Linked DNA regions of Homo sapiens: region 1 is linked to region 2. The links are chromatin contacts, found by Hi-C or POLR2A ChIA-PET in ENCODE. All regions are on one chromosome and are shown on one strand. The core of a region is the stretch at or near the end of the contact, and the rest is flanking DNA. Distances in the headings are between cores, read along the strand shown.

The links. Hi-C counts contacts between places; a loop is a spot of excess contacts on that map. ChIA-PET counts read pairs that join two places held with the same protein, here RNA polymerase II (POLR2A). Pooled maps may share reads with other maps.
Region 1: a map of endothelial cell of hepatic sinusoid shows a loop between it and region 2 (4-fold over the local background). The contact joins two enhancer-like sites. A Hi-C loop is called at or near these places in 5 of 168 maps with a recorded cell type or tissue (Caco-2, GM18951, K562 and 2 more), 18 of 37 single-sample maps with no recorded cell type and 8 of 50 pooled maps. POLR2A ChIA-PET finds 5 or more read pairs at or near these places in 7 of 52 experiments (A549, Panc1, SK-N-SH and 4 more).

What each region holds. Positions count from the first base shown.
Region 1 is chr5:75,666,717-75,670,626 of GRCh38, reverse strand. ANKDD1B (ankyrin repeat and death domain containing 1B) reads right to left here. Exons shown (of 14, transcript NM_001276713.2): 12 at 3,634-3,835; 13 at 1,244-1,375. Among named protein-coding and RNA genes, the nearest start is that of POC5, 49 kb to the left of the region's middle. RefSeq lists an enhancer at 3,147-3,648. Within about 2 kb of position 1,391, at least 16 of the 41 ENCODE cell types and tissues checked have a DNase peak (open chromatin) inside an H3K27ac peak, as active enhancers do.
Region 2 is chr5:75,362,499-75,366,853 of GRCh38, reverse strand. No RefSeq gene overlaps it. Among named protein-coding and RNA genes, the nearest start is that of HMGCR, 27 kb to the right of the region's middle. Within about 2 kb of position 2,938, at least 3 of the 41 ENCODE cell types and tissues checked have a DNase peak (open chromatin) inside an H3K27ac peak, as active enhancers do.

The sequences.
Region 1 (3,910 bases), core at 142-2,641, 310 kb before region 2:
CAGCTCACTGCCAGCACTTCTTCAATTTTACATAAATACGCTCTTTGAGGCTGAAGCAAATCTGATTTTCATTGTGAAAAACAAATATACAAACTTCTTGGAGTTATTTCTAAACAGAACTAACATCAGAATAGTCTGAATCATCCGAATCATCAATTTCTGAAAAATTGGATTCATGGAATGAATCTTTGGCCAACAATTGTTTGAGAACGATGTTAACATCACATATAGGAATGCTACATTTTCTAGGACTTGACATTTTCAATGATCAAGAATTTCCATATTTTGTAAATGGAAATACCACTAGTAAAACCAGAATGCTATAAGTAGAATGATATCTTTTGTTTCCAAAGTCAATATACTAGAGTGATCCAAAAATAATAATAAAAACAAGATAATTCATGGCAAAGTTTTTTCAGGGTAAATGCTGCAAGCACCACTGGTGAGTATTCTCGGGGCCAATGGGAACAGGGTAAAAGTTGAGGGAAAAACTCCAATATTATGAGATCATGTGATGGAAGGTAAGTATCCACACATTGTTCCTTGTACCTACTACTGCTGGAAACTATTGGATCAGTCGGTGTTCACTCATTTATCTTCTTGCTCCAGGTAAAACTGCTTCAGTGAAAATAATGGCAGATGTTCCTGTATTTTGCTTGAATGCTTGTTATTACATGAGAGCTACAACACCGCCTAATTTATTGATAAGTTTTTAAAGGATCTTTCCTGACAATATGGTCAGTGATTTTGGCAGACTGATTTTTAGCAATAACCTCAGGTGGCAAAGTAATAGCCTGTCTGCTCTTTTTGTTCTACCTAGAGATAACATTTTCAAATACACTAACCTGCAGTTTATCAACAGGGGTAAAATGGCATTTTGAGCAAGACAACTCTTAGTCGTGGAGAACAATCCTATAACTGTATGGGATAGTTTAGCACTTCTGCCCCACCCCACCTGCCCCCACCACACATACACATAAACAAAAACACTCCCACACTTTTTCAAATGCTGAGTAGGGGGATGACACAGAACTGCCAGGCTAATGAGTAACCAGTATTGACTGGGTCATTCCCCAAAGGAGAAGCTGCTGACAGCTTACAAGCCCCTTCCATAGTTCCATACTCCGTGTGAGCCACAGCTAACACCACGCTGGGGCTGTAGCTGGTCAGGATGATATTTCTGTAGACTGCTTCCTGAAATTTTAAGGGAGAAAGAATTTCTGTTGTTGAAACTGTCACTTACCAGCTAGTTTTGGGAAACCTGCGTGTACCAGCTCTTCATACAGTTGCTTGGCCGGGTCACCCTGAGTCATCAGGGTCCCGTGTAGCCAGATAAGCAGAGCCCTGTGGCCATGTTCACGGAAGCTTTCATTTCCTGTGCCAAGCACAAGAGGTCCGAGGTAAAACACCACGAGCTGCTATCTCTTTCCATTGTGATCTCAGTTCCAACTAAACTTTCTGAATGACTGTTTGCTTGCCTGTTCCTCTTCGAAAAAAGCCCTTCCAGTTGCCCTCGCTGTGCTGCTTTATGATGACCAGCATTTGCTTTCCCTCCAGCCTGTGCTATGCACCTGCTATGCTTGGCACACACCCAAAGGAGTGTACAAGAGAGAGGACAGCTGTGGTGCCTGCCCAGGGGGAACAATTTTAATGAAATATGCAACTTCTCATAGACCAGTGCTCTTCAAACTCACAGTGCTTATTTCACCTGGGTATCTTACTAAAATGCAAGTTTGGATTCAGTAGGTCTGGGGTAAGAATCCATGCATCTAACAAACTCCCGGGTGCTGCTGCCACTGCTGCTCCATATTCCCCACTCTGAGCAGCAAGCATGCACCATTCATTCTGCCACTCCAGTCTCAAGGAAGCTACTCTGAGGGAAGTTTGCATCCCTGGGCCAGGATTATTCATTTGATAAATACTCACTGCATATCTCAGCCTAGAGAGGTGTTGGGGGAAGTACCGGGATAGGGAGCCACAAAGCCTCTGTGGTTCCCAACAGGACTTCACTACAGGCTCCTTGCTCTGAGAGAGAGTGTGCAGGAGCAGACATGCTGTGCAAGGGAAGGGCCTGAGCTCTGCAGGGGTGAGGGAGAAGTTCACTGGACAGACTGATATGGAGAAGCGGGCATTTCAGGGAGAGGGAACTGCATACTTACAGAATGTACTCCTGGACAAGTCCTCTGTTCCTTTCCTAATCTTGCTCTTGACAAACTAATTTTTCTTAAATACCATCATGAGTCTGTCACTCCTTTGATCAAAAGCCCACAAACTCCCCAGTGCCAGTAACCTTACCCTGGATCACAATATAATTGAATTGCAAGTGTCATTGTTATTGTGCCAACTAGATTATAAACTCCATCAAACATGCATGGCTTAGAGAGCTGATGTATCTATCCCTCATCCAGCAGAAATAAACACTCCAGGCCCTCCATAAAGGTTCCATCGAAACACTTTAAAATCCCCCTTATCCTGCTGGCAAGTACTCTGAAGATACACTATATTTTCAAGTCATCTCTTTAGGTCAAGTTAGAGTTCCAGGAGGCAACTCAATTTTCCTAAAGACTTCACAGAACACTATAAGCCTAATTAATGACAAAAAAGAAATCTTAACAATAAAAAAATTTTTCTAGTTAGAAACTAGTTAGTATTCAATGTTTTCAATACATTATCTTCTATTTTTCACATGAAAATGTATCCTAAGAATGTGCAATACAAAGTCTCATAATTTACTTGTATGTGGTATAAATAGTGTGTGCTCATGGACTGTGCTTCTGCCATCCCCAGTTCCCAGCAATCCCTAATACAAATAGACCCCTGAGCAAGGACACCTTCTCGTCTTAGGATGTCCATGAGAGGGCAGTGCTCTGAATAGAAAACTTTGCCAAGAAACATGTTTGCTTCATTGTTTTCAAAGCTAATTAGTTGATTAATGCCAAGTAAACTTTCTATGTTTCCTAGGTTTTCGTCTAACCACAAAAAACAAAATTAAGGAATCTAGCTGACCTGACTTCACTAATTATGACAGTTTGAGTCCAGCTGAAATGATTCCATTGCTTGGAATCATCTAGCCAAGAAAGCCCTCTGAGTCTGTATTTGCCGTGTCGCTCATGGCACAGCCAAGTCTCCCCTAAGGCAGTGTCCTACAACAACCCTTTCTCCTACACCCACCTGCTTTAAGGAATTCCTCTTTCTGGAGCGCAGACTTAAACAGCGAGCCTATTGATTACAGAATGAACCCATTCACCCCAGGACAGTCTCAAGGAACATAGAAATCAGATTGGCTTCCCACTGACACACCAACTGTTAAATCCTTGCTTGCTTCCTTAGTGACCGTCCAGTTGGGAATCTTACTGTCTCTCTAGGCTAAATGCACATGTCTGATATGGGTCAATACACATAATCATCCTTTACAAACTTCGGTTTACTGCAGACCATGAGTGTTCACTTTCTGCAAATCTTAATGCCCAAATCACTGGTGTGGACCTAAGCTAACTGCCCCTATTCCTGGGCCCCTTGAAGACTGCAGCTTATTGTGAGTGCCACACACTTCCTTGGAAGACCTCACACCAGGAGGCACTGCTGTTCCTAACAGTGAATTCCTCCTGCCCACATCATCTAGTCTGTACTCACCCGACCACTGCTCCTCAATGGCTCTAATCTGGTCATCTGTAAAGTTCCACGAACGGGCCAGCCTCTGCCACTCATTGGCCTTCAGCTGATGGTAAGCCAGGTCCCAGAGAAGCGTGCGAATGTGTCTGGTCTCCAGACTGTGATCTTGCTTGAATGTCAGAGTAAAGCCTGTTGACGGGTCCCTGATGCTCTCATGATGCTCCTAAAGTGAAAATAATTGTATCAGAAGATTTCAGACATGTTCTACTTATTACCTTATTTCAGAGTATATATGTTT
Region 2 (4,355 bases), core at 1,689-4,188:
GTAGCTGGGATTAAAGGCATGCACCACCACGCCAGACTAATTTTTATGTTTTTAGTAGAGATGGGGGTTTCTCCATGTTGACCAGGCTGGTCTTGAACTCCTGGCCTCAAGTGATCTGCCCACCTCAGCCTCCCAAAATCCTGGGATTACGCCATAAGCCTGATGGTGGTGGTGGTGGTGTTTTGTTGGGTTTTTTTTTGTTTTGAGATGGAGTTCTGCTCTTGTCCAGGCTGGAGTGCAATGGCGCAATCTCGGCTCACTGCAACGTCTGCCTCCTGGGTTCAAGCGATTCTCCTGCCTTAGCCTCCCGAGTAGCTGGGATTACAGGCATGTGCCACCGCGCCTGTCTAATTTTGTATTTTTAGTAGAGATGGGGTTTCACCATGTTGGTCAGGCTCATCTCGAACTCCCAACCTCAGATGATCTGCCCACCTCGGCCTTCCAAAGTGCTGGGATTACAGGCGTGAGCCACTGCACCCCCTCAACTGTTATTCAGTTCTATAATATGTCCTTTTCCTTTGTATTTGGATTATATAACTACTATGATATTGCTTGTTGTATTAGTCTAGAAGCTCTACTAATAAGCTAGGCTGTAGCTTATCAGCTCAACTGACCAGTAGAACACAAGGCCCCACCTAAAGTCAGAGAGCAGTTTCAATGGAGTGTATGTTTAAGGTGGCAAAAAAGTGAAAAAAAAAATATGGATAGGTTGTGAATAGCAGTAAATGAACCTGGAGGGGCAGAAGAGTTTTTAACTTCAATGAGAAGGTGCAAGGATGAGATCCAGGAAAAGGAACACCATTATCTTCTTTTCCCCTAGGACTTAAGCTTTATAAAGAGATGCCAGCTCTCCCAGCCAGAGATAGTGGCAGATAAGCAAGGGGTCAAAAGAAATGCAGGGCAGCCCACAGTAGGTCTGGGCTGCAAAGGGTTATGGCTAGTTAGCTGCAACTGCTGAGGAGAGACGATGAAAACAAAGATTGACTGAGTCACCTCTGCTGACAATCCCTGTGGTGCTCTGTGGAAGGTACTAGGCTGTTCTCTAAAGTATCAATACACATGAGATTCATATCATCCACTACAAAAATATACATGTTTCCATCTTTGGATGATAAACTGATTCTGTGTTTATATGAGGACACAATAAATACAGCATTTCATAGACTACGTAGAGCTAGATACCTCCTTAGAAGCCAGCGAATCCAACTGTCATTTCACAAGGAAACTGAAGACGAGATAGGAAGTGAATAGCGTAAGGTCTCACAGCTAGTCAGTGCCATAGCAAGGACTGGAATGGAAGTCTCTGGATTTCCAGCTCCCTCAACACTGCCTTCCTCTGTTGTGACTGTTTTCTGTTTGGCATAAGTGTGGAGTATATTAATTTATTGCCTCGGCCATTCAACAAACTTAGACCTTTAATGTAAGGCACTTGTTTAAGGTAACAAGAAAAGACATAGTCCCTGCCTTCCAGAGACCTCAGTCTGGAAAAAATGGGGGCAAGATTTATCTCTGCAGTACAGAATAAAAAATCTTTGGCTTTTATTTTTATATATTTTTTATCATTTAATTTTTTGTTTGATAATGTATATAATTCAATATAATTTATCAAGAAATATTAACAGCCTGGCCAACATGGTGAGACCCTGTCTCTACTAAAAATATAAAAATTAGCCATGCACGGTGGTGCATGTCTGTAATCCCAGCTACTTGGGAGGCTTGAGGTAGGAGAATCACTTGAACCTGGGAGACGGAGGTTGCAGTGAGCTAAGATTGCGTCACTGCACTCCAGCCTGGGCAACAGAGTGAGACTGTCTCAAAAAACAAAATTATTGGAGGTGCGTGTCCAGAACTTTTTCTGATGGGGTGTTCAAGGTTTGAGTTCTACTGGCATAGTTAAATGCTGTCCTGAGCAAGTTAAAGATGGCTTTTCCCCCAATAACTTTCCATTTAAAATTACCATTCTCTTGGCTATACCAGCAAGCTTCAGTTATTTAACTGTTGTACAGTTGAATAAGGTACTGGTCCATGTCCTGTTAGGAAGCAGGCTGCACAGCAGGAGGTGAGCAGCAGGAGAGCGAGCATTAGGCTGAGCTCTGCCTCCTGTCAGATCAGCAGCAGCATTAAATTCTCATAGGAGCAAGAACCATATTGTGAACTGCGCATGTGAGGGATTTAGTTGCACTCATGAGAATCTAATGCCTGACCTGAGGTGGAACTGTTTCATCCCAAAATCATCCTCCCAACCCCACCCCATCTGTAGAAAAATTGTCTTCCATGAAACCGATCACTAGTGCCAAAAAAAGGTTTGGGACCACTGGGTAAAAGCATCCAGGTGTGTTGAAAGAGGATTGGCCTGAGGTAGGCGAGCTCTCCATACAGATCTGAGTACCTTTTGTTATTAGAGGATGGAGTTTTAAGAACGAGAGCTCACAGGTTATGTCTTAGATCAGAAAGGACTGAGGAAGTGCACCAAAGCTTGATTTCATTGTAAGAGCCCTTTGAGGTTATAGCCCAAGTCTAGACAGTGAAATGGGCAGGAAGGTAGAGGCTCCTCTGTTAATTCCTTCGTGAGCTTCAGGGCTACAGGAGAACATCACACATCACGCAGGGCTAATACTCTATTTGCTTTATTGTGTCCAAGGATTCTACTGAGTACAATCCCAGCTGATTTTAGAGTGGAGACAGAATTGCCCCAACTGCAACCCCCCCACCTCCACTCCAGCCCACTTCAAATTTGCAAGTGACATGAAAGCAAAGGACTTCCATAATCAACACAGGGTAGATGACCATAGCCCTTCTAGTTTGGATTACTTCCCGATGCTTTCCTTCCAACACACACACACACAGACACACACACACACACACACACACACACCCCGTATGCTTAGTTAGCTGGCGCGCACACACATACACACCTTGTATGCTTAGCAGCTGGCACAAGGCCCTCCTACTTTTATGCTCCCTGCCAACTGGCTTCAGAATTAGCCAACTGGAATGCTGTTGCCTGGGTCTAATCCTGCTCCAGCACTACAATCCTGGGACATTAAAGTTCAAAGGAGTCAAACTTCATAGGGCAGGTGGGGTGAGGATGGGGAGTGGACAGTGATACATACCCTTAACAGGAGCTCAATTTTTCCCCCTATTTGGCCCTTTGCAGCAGAGTGCAGGGAACAAACAGGAGGGTAAACGGAATAGGTGATGGCAAATGCCTCTCTCTGGGGCAGTCACTCCACAGGTTGAAGAGATGGAGAAGACCTTCAGTGTTGTTCTGGGACAGGAGGGGGGCGTGTGAGGAGCACCAAATTCAAATAACATTTTCTAGTTAGTTATTACATCTCTCGGGTTAATTCCAATTAAATTTTTATTAGCCAACACTCGGTCTCTCCCCAGGTGTTTCCCAACCTTGTGCTACTGAATAAACAGTTTTGTAAAACCATTCATTCAAGCCCCACCAGGCACCTCATACTGAAATTCCAACCTATTAGTGCAGCAGCAGCAGCAACTGTTAACTGCCACGTTCCGGCCCCACCCCAGAACAAGAGAATCAGAAATCGCTGGGGCAGGGCCCAGCAGTCTGTTTAAGCAGGTCCTCTGGGTAAATGCACACTCATTTGAGAGCCGCAGTATTAAAGCCATCTTTTGCATTCAGCCTCCTAACTCCAGCTGTTAGTGTGAGGCTCTTCTTTTGGCCTTAGGGAGCAGCTGTTAGAAAACTCACATCCTGATGCAAGAGTGCCCATACCTCCCTCTGCAGCTCTCAAACTTGCTCAGGATGGAAAACAAGCGGCAGGGATAGGGGTAGGAGGGCTGTGTTCCAAGCACACCAAAATGAAAAAAGCAATCCGTTAAGCTTTAAATATATAATTGTAAACTAAATCATCTGCCATCTTCTCTCGGCTTCCAGTGTAGAGGTTACCCATTATTTTTGCTAACTGGCAAAGTAATTAATAAATTCAAGACTTACCTAGCGTAGGAGCATACTTCGAGAAACACTGGTCATGAAAAAATCTCCACAATGAACATAATGCTCAGGAGATTGGTATTGATGTGTTTTGCTCTTCAGTGTGAGATGTGCCCCTTAGATTTAATCCTGTATCGTCTCCTGAAATCAAACATCCTGTCCTGCCACATGCATCTCATTGCTCAGCAGATCACCCAGGCAGAGAGCAGGCTTAAAGATCCTTCACTCTCTTCTGTCCAGCCTGTTCCACCCTGGAGAGGGCTGAGCATACAGGTGACCACAGGTCATTTCAGAGAAAAACTCAAACTGATTCTCTAGTATCTGGGCCTTGGTTCTTTCTTAGTGCTCACACATACCTTTTTACCTCTAATTACAGCAAAAGTGTAGTCAATAA